2 separate regions of the Homo sapiens genome follow, and region 1 is linked to region 2. The links are chromatin loops, found by intact Hi-C in ENCODE. Cell type or tissue: endothelial cell of umbilical vein. All regions are shown on one strand.

What was found. A loop is a pair of places that touch in the nucleus more often than their neighbours do. Peaks named below come from ENCODE experiments on the same cell type or tissue, not always from the same donor. Only the 100,000 strongest peaks of a DNase experiment are listed, where the experiment ranks them.
Region 1: it touches region 2 in a loop (16-fold over the local background); 3 of 110 quality-filtered maps call a loop at or near these places.

What each region holds. Positions count from the first base shown.
Region 1 is chr12:31,115,187-31,120,186 of GRCh38, reverse strand. It overlaps LOC124902912 (a long non-coding RNA gene), which reads right to left and starts at 2,927. Exons shown (of 5, transcript XR_007063268.1): 1 at 2,646-2,927. It also overlaps the pseudogene OVOS2P. RefSeq lists enhancers at 1,863-2,392, 2,393-2,923. In endothelial cell of umbilical vein, a CTCF peak has its summit at 2,918; a DNase peak (open chromatin) is centred at 2,886; H3K4me3 peaks cover 544 bases; H3K27me3 peaks cover 1,245 bases.
Region 2 is chr12:30,848,478-30,853,477 of GRCh38, reverse strand. No RefSeq gene overlaps it. Among named protein-coding and RNA genes, the nearest start is that of LINC00941, 55 kb to the right of the region's middle. RefSeq lists enhancers at 1,797-2,146, 4,595-5,000. In endothelial cell of umbilical vein, a CTCF peak has its summit at 2,205 (motif pointing left); a DNase peak (open chromatin) is centred at 2,167; H3K4me3 peaks cover 470 bases; H3K27ac peaks cover 377 bases.

The DNA of each region.
Region 1 (5,000 bases), 270 kb before region 2:
GATGGGGTTCCCAAGAGCCAGTGGGGGAAGAGGGGCTGACTCTCCGTCCCCGCCTCGCGGGGTGTACCTCCCCCCACTGCGATGGTGGTCCCAAGAGCCAGGGGGGAAGTGGGGCTGGCTCGCAGTCCCCGCCTCGCATGTGGTGCCTCCCCACTCTGCGATGGGGGCCTAAGAGCCAGAGGTGAAGAGGGGCTGGCTGTCAGTCCCTGCCTGGCGGGGGTTACCTCCCCCTCTGCGATGGCAGTCCTAAGAGACGGGGGAAAGAGGAGCTGGCTCTCAGTACCCGCCTCGCGTGGGGTGCGAAGCGCCTGCGATGGGGGTCCTAAGAGCCCGTGGGGGAAGAGGTGCAGGCTCTCCGTCCCTGCCTCTCGGGGGGTGCCTCTCCCCCCTGCGATGGGGGTCCTAATAGCCAGGGGGGGAAGAGGGGCTGGCTCTCAGTCCCCGCCTCGTGTGGGGTGCCTCCCCTCCCCGCGATGGGGATCCCAAGAGCCGGGGAGAAGTGGGTCTGGCTCTCAGTTCCTGCCTCGCAGGGGGTGCCTCCCCCCTCTGCGTTGGGTGTCCTAAGAGCCGGGGGGGGGGGAAATGGGCTTGCTCTCAGTCCCCGCCTCGCGGGGGGTGCCTCCCCCCACTGCGATGGGGGTCCTAAGAGCCACGGGAGGAAGAGAGGCTGGCTCTCAGTCCCTGCCTCGCGGGGGGTGCCTTCCCCACCCGCGATGGGGCTCCTAAGAGCCAAGGGGGGAAGACGGGCTGGCTCTCAATCCTCGCCTCGCCGGGTGGCCTCCCACCCTGCGATGGGGCTCCTAAGAGCCACGGGGGGTAGAGGGGCTGGCTCTCAGTCCCCGCCTCGCGGTGGGTGCCTCCCCGCCCTGCGATGGGGGTCCGAAGAGCAGGGGGAAGGAGAGGGGCTGGCTCTCAGTCCCCGAATCGCGTGGGGTGCCTCCACCCCCTGCGATGGGGGTCCCTAGAGCCAGGGGGGGAAGAGGGGCTGGCTCTCAGTCCGCGCCTCGCGGAGGATGCCTCCCCCACTTGCAATGTGAGTCCTAAGAGCCAGAGGTGGGAGGGGCTGGCTCTCAGTTCCCGCCTCGCGGTGTGTGCCTGCCCCGCTGCGATGGAGGTCCTAAGAGCAAGGGGGGGAAGAGGGGCTGGCTCTGGTAGATTGCAAATGACCTGCTTTTTTTCTGATCCCGAGCTGCGTTCGGACCCCTGTCGGATAGTAAATCCCAGGTAAGGTACCTGCGGTCGGCAGGTCTGAGCTTTCTTCTTGGACACCTAAAACCCCCAGTCCTCCAGGTGGGTGCTAAGGATCTTAGAATCCGCGGTGGGGGTCCTAAGCCAGCGGGGGAAGAGGGGCTGGCTCTCAGTCCCCGACTCGTGGGCGGTGTCTTCCCCCCTTGCGATGGGGATCCTAAGAGCCAGGGGGGGAAGAGGGGCGGGCTCTCAGTGCCCGCCTCGCTGGAAGTGCCTCCCACCCATGAGATGGGTGTCCTAAGAGCCAAGGGGGGGGAATAGGGGCAGGCTCTCGATCCCCGCCTCTCGGGGGGTGCCTCCCCCCCTTGCGATCGGGGTCCCAAGGGCCAGGGGGGGAAGAGGGGCTGGCTCTCAGTCCCCGTCTCTCGGGTGGTGCCTCCCGCCACTACGATGTGGGTCCTAAGAGCCGGGGGTGGGAGGGTCTGGCTCTCAGTCACCGCCTCGTGAGGAGTGCCTCCCCCGCTGCGATGGAAGTTCTAAGACACAGGGGGGGAAGAGGTTCTGGCTCTCAGTCCCCGCCTCGCGGGGGGTGCCACGCGCCTGCATTGGGGGTCCTAAGAGCCATGGGGGGGTAGAGGGGCTGGCTCTCAGTCCCCGCCTCGTGGGGGTTGCCCCCCCCCTGCGATGGGGGTCTCAAGAGCCTGGGGGGGAAGAGGGGCTGGCTCTCAGTCCCCGCCTCTCCGGGTGTGCGTCCCCCCCCTGCAATGGGGGTCCTAAGAGTCAGGGGGAGTGAGCGGCTGGCTCTCAGTCCCCGCCTCGCAGGGGGTGCCTCCCCCGCCTGCGATGGGGGTCCGAAGAGCCTGGGGGGGAAGAGAGGCAGGCTCTCAGTCCCCGCTTCGCGGGGGTTGCCTCCCCGCACAGCGATGGGGGTCACAAGAGCCAGGGGGGAAGTGGGGCTGGCTCTCAGTTCCCGCCTTGCGGTGTGTGCCTCCCCCCCTGCGATGGGGGTCCTAAGAGCCAGGGGATGAAAAGGGGCTGGCTCTCAGTCCTCGCCTGGCGGGAGTGCCTCCCCCCCCGCGATGGGGGTCCTAAGATCCTGGGGGGGAAGAGGAGCTCTCTCTCAGTCCCCGCCTCGCGGGGGGTGCCTCCGACTCCTGCGATGGGGGTCCTAAGAGCCAGGGGGGTAAGAGGGGCAGGCTCTCAGTCCCCGCCTCGCTGCGGGTGCCTCCGTCCCTGCGATGGGGGTCCTAAGAACCAGGGAGGGAAGAGGGGCTGGTTCTCAGTCCTCGCCTCGCGGGGAGTGCCTCCCTCCACTGCGATGGGGGTCCCAGGAGCCAGGGGGGAGGTGGGGCTGGCTCTCAGTTCCCGCCTCACGAGGGGTGCCTCCCCCCACTGCGATGGGGGACCTAAGAGCAAGCGAGGGGAAGACGGGCTGGCTCCGGTAGATTGTAAATGACCTGCTTTCTTTCTTTTCCCGGGCTGCGTTCGGACCCCTGTCGATTGTAAATCCCAAGTAAGGTACCTGCCGTGGGCAGATCTGAGCTTTCTTCTTGGACACCCCATACCCACAGTCCTCCAGGTGGGTCCTAAGGATCTTAGGAACCGCGATGGGGGTCCTAAGCCCGGGGGGAAGGGGGGCTGGCTCTCAGTCCCCGCCTCGCGTGGCGTGCCTCCCCCGCTTGCGATGCGAGTCCTAAGAGCCGGGGGTGGGAGGGACTGGCTCTCAGTCTCCCCCTCGCGGTGGGTGCCTCCCCGCCCTGCAATGGGGATCCTAAGAGCCAGGCGGGGAAGAGGGGCTCTTCTCTAAGAATCAAAACACTGTCACCTTTAGCAGTGAAGGATCCAGTGAGATCCAGTTTAACGGTCATAACCGCCTACTGGTCCAACGTTCAGAAGTAACACAGGCACCTGGACAATACACAGTAGATGTGGAAGGACGCGGTTGTACATTTATCCAGGTTACAGAAATCTGCCTAAGAGGGTGATGAGTGTTTGCCAGTAAAAGAGTCAGACTGTCTGTTCAGTTCTACGTGAAGTGTTATTTGACCGTTTTGTGTATTTACATGATCAATAGCCAAAATTGCAAGTTACTTTATGAAAAGCTACTCAGCTGTCTAAGAGAAGTTTGAGGAATATTGCTATTAGAAAGTATTCTATCTTCATTAAATTACGTTATTCTGAAAACTAAAGAATTTAACCTGATTCCCTGATGATAAAGATGTAAACTGCATTAGTAATAGAAATAAACAATAGGTTCTTTCTTTTTAAAAATGTTTTATTTTTAATTTTTGTGGGTACATAGTAGGTGTAAATATTTACCGGGTGCATGATACAGGCATGCAATGTGTAAGAATCACATCAGGGCAAGTGGGGTATGCATCACCTCAAGCATTTATCCATTGTGTTACAAATGATCGAAGTATACTCTTAGTTATTTTAAAATGTAAAATCACATTACTACTGACTATAGTCAGACTGTATAATTCTTAATACAGGATGGGTTTTCTTATAATTTGCTATCCTTTCTAGGCCACCCTTAAGTACAATGTTCTCCTACCTAAGAAGGCATCTGGATTTTCTCTTTCCTTGGAAATAGTAAAGAACTACTCTTTGACTGTTTTTGACCTCACAGTGAACCTCAAGTAAGTGTCATATTTTGACAGTAACTCCCACGTGAACAAGATGGTAAAATATTTTAAAAGTTCAAACAGTAGTGAAATAACAAAATATAAATCATGGTAATGAGTTCTCATGTTGGTGGTGACAATTCTACAGCACAGTCACTTTTTAGCCGTCTGTCCGGACACCACAATTTAGTACATCTTCAGCTAAATCAGAGCTAAAATGAGGCAAGAAAACATGCAGTCTATGTGAGCAGGATTTGAAAGCTTTCACTGCACTGATGTTTCAATGATACTTTTTATTCTGTTGTATGGAAGTACTCCTAGTTTTGAAAAACAGAGATTCTATATTTCTTTCTCAAGACAAGCATGCATGGTCATATAGTAGCAAGCCCACAAATGTTTATTTTGTAACTGTAAAGAGTAACATTTTAGATTTTTACTTTTCAGAATAGAAAAACGAAATGATCCTCTTGAATTCAAGCATGATTTATAGATGCTAAAGGCTTTTAGCCTTAGTTAATATGTGGAAAACATTGAGTAAAATTAGTTTGGGAGATATTTTTTAGAATTTCTAAATAAAAATCGCTTGAGCTCCAGGGCTAAGAACTCAATGAATTGGGGAACTCTTTTTCTTTTTTGGTTTTTTTTTTTTTTTTTTTTTTTTGAGACAGAGTCTTACTTTGTCACCCAGGCTGCAGTACAGTGGCACAGTGGCACAATCTCAGCTCACTGCAACTTCCAGCTCCTGGGTTCAAAGGATTCTTACGGCTCAGCCTCCTGAGTAGCTGGGATTAGAGGCGTGCACCACCACATCTGGCTAATTTTTCTATTTTTAGTAGAGTCAGAGTTTTGCCATATTGGCCAGGCTGGTCTTGAACTCTGACCCTCAAGTGATCCACCCACCTTGGCCTCCAGAAGTGCTGGGATTACAGGTGTGAGCAACCACGCCCTGATGAACTATGGAACTCTTAACTTCATACCCCAATAGTCTTATCCAGAAGCAGGAAACTGAGCTAGAAGTTCTCCTGGGGACACATCTACTCTATAATTATGCTCATATACCACCTTTTAAGCAAAGATGTCCTCTAAGTGTTACGCAACTCTAACACTAACCTAAGTATATGTAAAAGATTTAGAAGCTCTGTTTATCAGTTCAAACTTTGAGACTGCAGGTAAGCTTAAAAGCAG
Region 2 (5,000 bases):
TGACCTGCCGGCCTCTACTTGCACCCTTTACTGGACCCCACAACTGTTAGCCCTGGGCCCCCCTCACCCCTCCCCTGCAGCAGCCACAGCCTCCTGATTCTCTGACCCATTCTTCAAGACACAACCAGAAAGCCAATGTGATCAGATGAGACCTTCCCTTAAAGCCCTTCACAGACCACCTTATCACCCAAGTAAAGGCCCCCTGCCCCATCCAAAAAAAATATGTATATGTCTGTGTGTGTGAATATATGTATGTGTATATATGTCTGTATATGTATATGTATGTATATGTATGCATACATATACATACACATGTATGTGTATGTGTACGTATATGTATATGTATGTATACATGTACATACATATATACACACACATATATGAATAATGTGCTCTATACTTTTTACTGATTGAAATATCCAATCAAAGAAGGGTGACAACGTAGATTGGGTGGTTGTTGAGCAGTCTTTTGGTGGTGATAGTCTCCTTGGAATCTGTTTCAGAAACCAGGCACAGTTATAGGAGAAGCTTTTTGGAATATATTAAGATCAAACACTTAGTAATGATTTTTAAAAGATCAAGCATCGTTTATTGAGACCAACAAATAACTTTCACCTTTTTACTACTGTGGAACATAAAAATATTAACGGAGGATTTTTTTTCTATTTTAAATGTCCCTCACTGCTGAACTGCTCATAGATATTATGTTTTTAAGGGAGTAGTGGAATTAATCATTAAATGCAAATTTACTACTTATATTTCCCAGAAAGTATATCATGGGAATTACAAATAATCTCCATTTTCTAAAATTATCCTCAAATTTATAATGCTATCAGGATGTAAGGTGAGTTAAAGTACAATTGCATTTTTTTAAAGTTTTAAAAACTAAAACTGAATGTAGATAATTCCAAAATATTTTGAGAAGGCCTCCTCAGTGTTCCATGATTTTGACATGTGTGGTTATGTGGAGGCTCAGTGAACCCGCAGGGTAACACACTTCTATTTTTGGATGGAGGCATGCAGGGAGAAAGGATGAAAAGGACAACGCAGCTTTGATAGGAAGCCTGCTTTTGGGGAAGGGATGGTCCACTCAGGCTTCCTGGAGGGTGGGAGTTCTTCCTGCCCAACATTGCCCCTCGTTTTCCCAGAGGAGCTTAAAACCCCAGTGAAAAAGCCACAGTTCCTGGAAAGTGTTATGGATCTGATAGCATTACATTTTATAAGCTATTAATACCCAAATTCACCATGTCCAAAAATGAGTTCCTTAATGACTAAGCCCCCTATCCATCACTAAACCAGCTTTGTCTCTCTATCAAAGTAAATGGCCCTGATATGGCTCCAATGACTGGAGGAACATCAGGTCCTTGGTCTCATGCTGATTTAGATAAAATGACATGGACACATGCGGAGTGGTTTAAGGAGCGGATAATTTAATAGGCAAGAAAGAAGAAAGAAGAAAGAAAGAAGAGAACAGCTCCCCTGTACAGAGACAGAGGGAGGGCAGAAAAGTGGTCGGTTATATGGGAGGCTGGAGGAGGCAGTATCTGATTTGCATAGAGCTGTAGGGTCCAGCCCTACTGGGTCTGTGGGTTTTTCTCCTGGTGTGCGGAGATGAGAGGTCGTAGAAATAAAGACACAAGACAAAGAGATAGAAGAAAAGACAGCTGGGCCCGGGGGACCACTACCACCTAGATGTGGAGACTGGCAGTGGCCCCGAATGCCTGGTCGCGCTGTTATTTATTGTGTACAAGGCAAAGGGGCAGGGTAAGGAGTGTGAGTCATCTCCAGTGATTAATAAGGTCATGTGAGTCACGTGTCCACCGGACAGGGGGCCTTTCCCTTTTAGGTAGCCGAGCTGGAGAGAGGACAGCTTACGTCATTATTTCTTCTATGCTCTTCTCAGAAAGATCAAAGACTTTAATACTTTCACTAATTCTGCTATTGCTATCTAGAAGGCGGAGCCAGGTGTACAGAGCAGAACATGAAAGTGAAACAGGAGCGTGACCTCTGAAGCACAGCATCACAGCGAGACGTTTAGGTCTCCGGATGGCTGCGGGCGGGCCTGACTGATGTCAGGCCTTCCACAAGAGGTGGTGGAGCAGAGTCTTCTCTAACTCCACCGGGGAAAGGGAGACTCCCTTTCCCGATCTGCTAAGTAACGGGTGCCTTCCCAGGCACTAGCGTTACCACTAGACCAAGGAGCCCTCTAGTGGCCCTGTCCGGGTGTGACAGAGGGCTCACACTAGTCTTCTGGTCACTTCTCACCATGTCCCTTCAGCTCCTATCTCTGTATGTCCTGGTTTTTCCTAGGTTATAATTGTAGAACAAAGATTATTATAATATTAGAATAAAGAGTAATGCTATAAACTAATGATTAGTAATATTCATATATAATCATATCTATATTCTATGCCTAATATAACTATTCTTATTTTAAGTATTTTCTTTATTATACTGGAATAGCTTGTGCTTTTAGTCTCTTGCCTCGTCACCTGGGTGGCTTGCCGCCCACAGAGGGCCCAGGGGATTGGTTTGACCAGGTGTGTCATTCACGAAGCCCGTGAAAAACCCGGCCCTCCCACCTTATCCTTTTAATGTGCAAATGTGGGCCGCTCTGATGTCCTGAACACATGCAGTTACCTGGAGGTGGCCATGACACTTGGCATACCTGGTGACAAGAAGAAGGCACGAATCACCATATTGGGTGGACTCAGCTTCTAATGGCCTGCGTTTGCATATCAAAGCTTGCCAGCCTGGCCCTTTAATTTGCCTTTCTGTTAGAAAAGAAATGATTTGGCCAGGTGCGGTGGCTGATGCCTGTAATCCTAGCACTTTGGGAGGCTGAGGTAGGCGGATCACTTGAGGTCAGGAGTTTGAGATCAGCCTGGCTAACATGGTGAAACCCCATCTCTACTAAAAATACAAAAAAAAAAATTAGCCAGGCTTGGTGGCGGGCACCTATAATCCTAGCTACATGGGAGGCTGAGACAGGAGAATCACTTGAACCAGGGAGGCAGAGGTTACAGTGAGCCCAGATTGCACCATTGCACTCCAGCCTGGGCGACAGAGTGAGACTGTCTCAAAAAGAAAAGAAAAGGTCTGGGGTTGCTTTTATTAAAAGAAAAAGCCTTACCGAGAATTCCTTTTACCCTTTCTATCTGCCTAAAAATTATTTCTTAGTAACTCCTGTATCATTCCCCCGCTCAAGAGAAGCAAACCTAACTGCTGTCAGGGGGTGTTGGATGGCGATTCTTTCTGGCTACTTCCTGCTGAAAAGGGGTATTGTGTGGGGAACAGCAGTTGTGCCTTCTCCTGAGGTTTATCTAAGGGTTCTTGGAAGAATGGCGTGACCATGTGTAAAAAGTAAAGTAGAGGTTCCTCTTCAAAGACTTTCCGCCCCGTCTAATAAGAAATAAATAGTAACTTCTCTTAAAAGCAAAATTTATTCAAAGACCTGTGCTAACATTCTTAAATATCTGCTAGCCATAATAAAGAAATCAATGTAATTTATGTTCTTAGCTCCCACAATTTAGCCTAAATATTTGCCCTGGCATGCTTATACTGGTCCAAGCAAGCATTAGATCATAGTCTGTTCCTCTTCCTTATTTAAAAGTGTTTTTACCTTTCCCAGCATTCCACAAGTTACTTCCTCCTTCTTTTGTTCTCCTCTACCTTTGCCTCTTTTAAAAAGTTCTAAGTTGCTAGCCAATCGGGACAAATACAGAATGTGAGGTCCCATTCCAGCTATTGGAAACTGGACACAGCAGTAGGGTGGACGCGTCAGGTTATAAATGACCCTGTCTCCTTTGTTCAGTGTACTCTCCTGGCAAAACTGCTGGCGAGTGTACCCTTTCTGCAAGAAGTAAAAATGGCCTTACTAAATAAACTGATGCTCAAGTGCTATTTCTTTACAAGCATTTCAAACACGTGTGGCTTTGCTCGCAGCACCGTTTGGAGTTTGATTGCTTCCAGGTGAAAAGAGATAAATTTTATAAGAAAATTTAAAATATAGGGTTAGAATGTGAGTATTAAGATTACCACCGTGAGTGGGGGTCCTATAGACCCTGAGTTTCATACCTATTAGTTACACCATGGATTGCAATACCAGTATCTCGCTGTACATTACCAGAAACATTAATATAAAAGAAACATTTTCCTTGAGAAAACCATACATTTCCCCTTTGACTTGCCATTAGAGAATAACTTTAAGCTTAGGCCATTTTCCTAACTTGCAATATGCTTGGGAGAAATACATTAGTGGGTGGCTAAAATAACTTTAATGTTAATCTTGACAATTCCTTTCCTTTAATAATTTCATGACTTTCACAGACCCTCTTACAACATACTTAAACTTTCTGACTTGCCCTAAGCATTCATCCTTTAAACAACCAGTCATTTCCTTTTAGGACAAGTATTTACCAATGAAAATCTTTTCTTACATAAAATCTTCCTTTATAATCTTCTCTTTATAGCTTAGAGCACATTATATTACCAACCTTCAGAAAAAGTCCTATTAAACGTAATGATAGTAAAACTTTCATCCTTGCTTCTTATCCACAACTATTACTCCTGCTATAAGCGACACAATTTTGACTAAATCTTTCCTGCAACTATCAATCCTGTTATAAGGTTGATAATTAGGCAAAATATTACAGCAATTAGAATTTTACAACCAGAATTCCACATCTTGGGTGCTACAGTGTGTAGTTCTATTGTAAATAGTAGCGTGAGTATAACAGTTCTTACAAGAGTGGCATAGTGAATAATTTCCATTTAAAACTTTACTTACCAAGATATAACATTTCTCTTTGGGGAGCTACAAAGTTACAAATGCGATTCTATGAATAATTAAAATCTGCCTGCAAATATGCTTTAAAAAGAAGTTTTAATATTTGGTGGTGAACTTTGAGAGTAAAGGGTAGAAATAGCAAAAAGTATCTGGTGAGGCAGGAGTGGGACTGAGTAAGATGAGTAGCCCTCACTCAGTTACTTATCTTTTA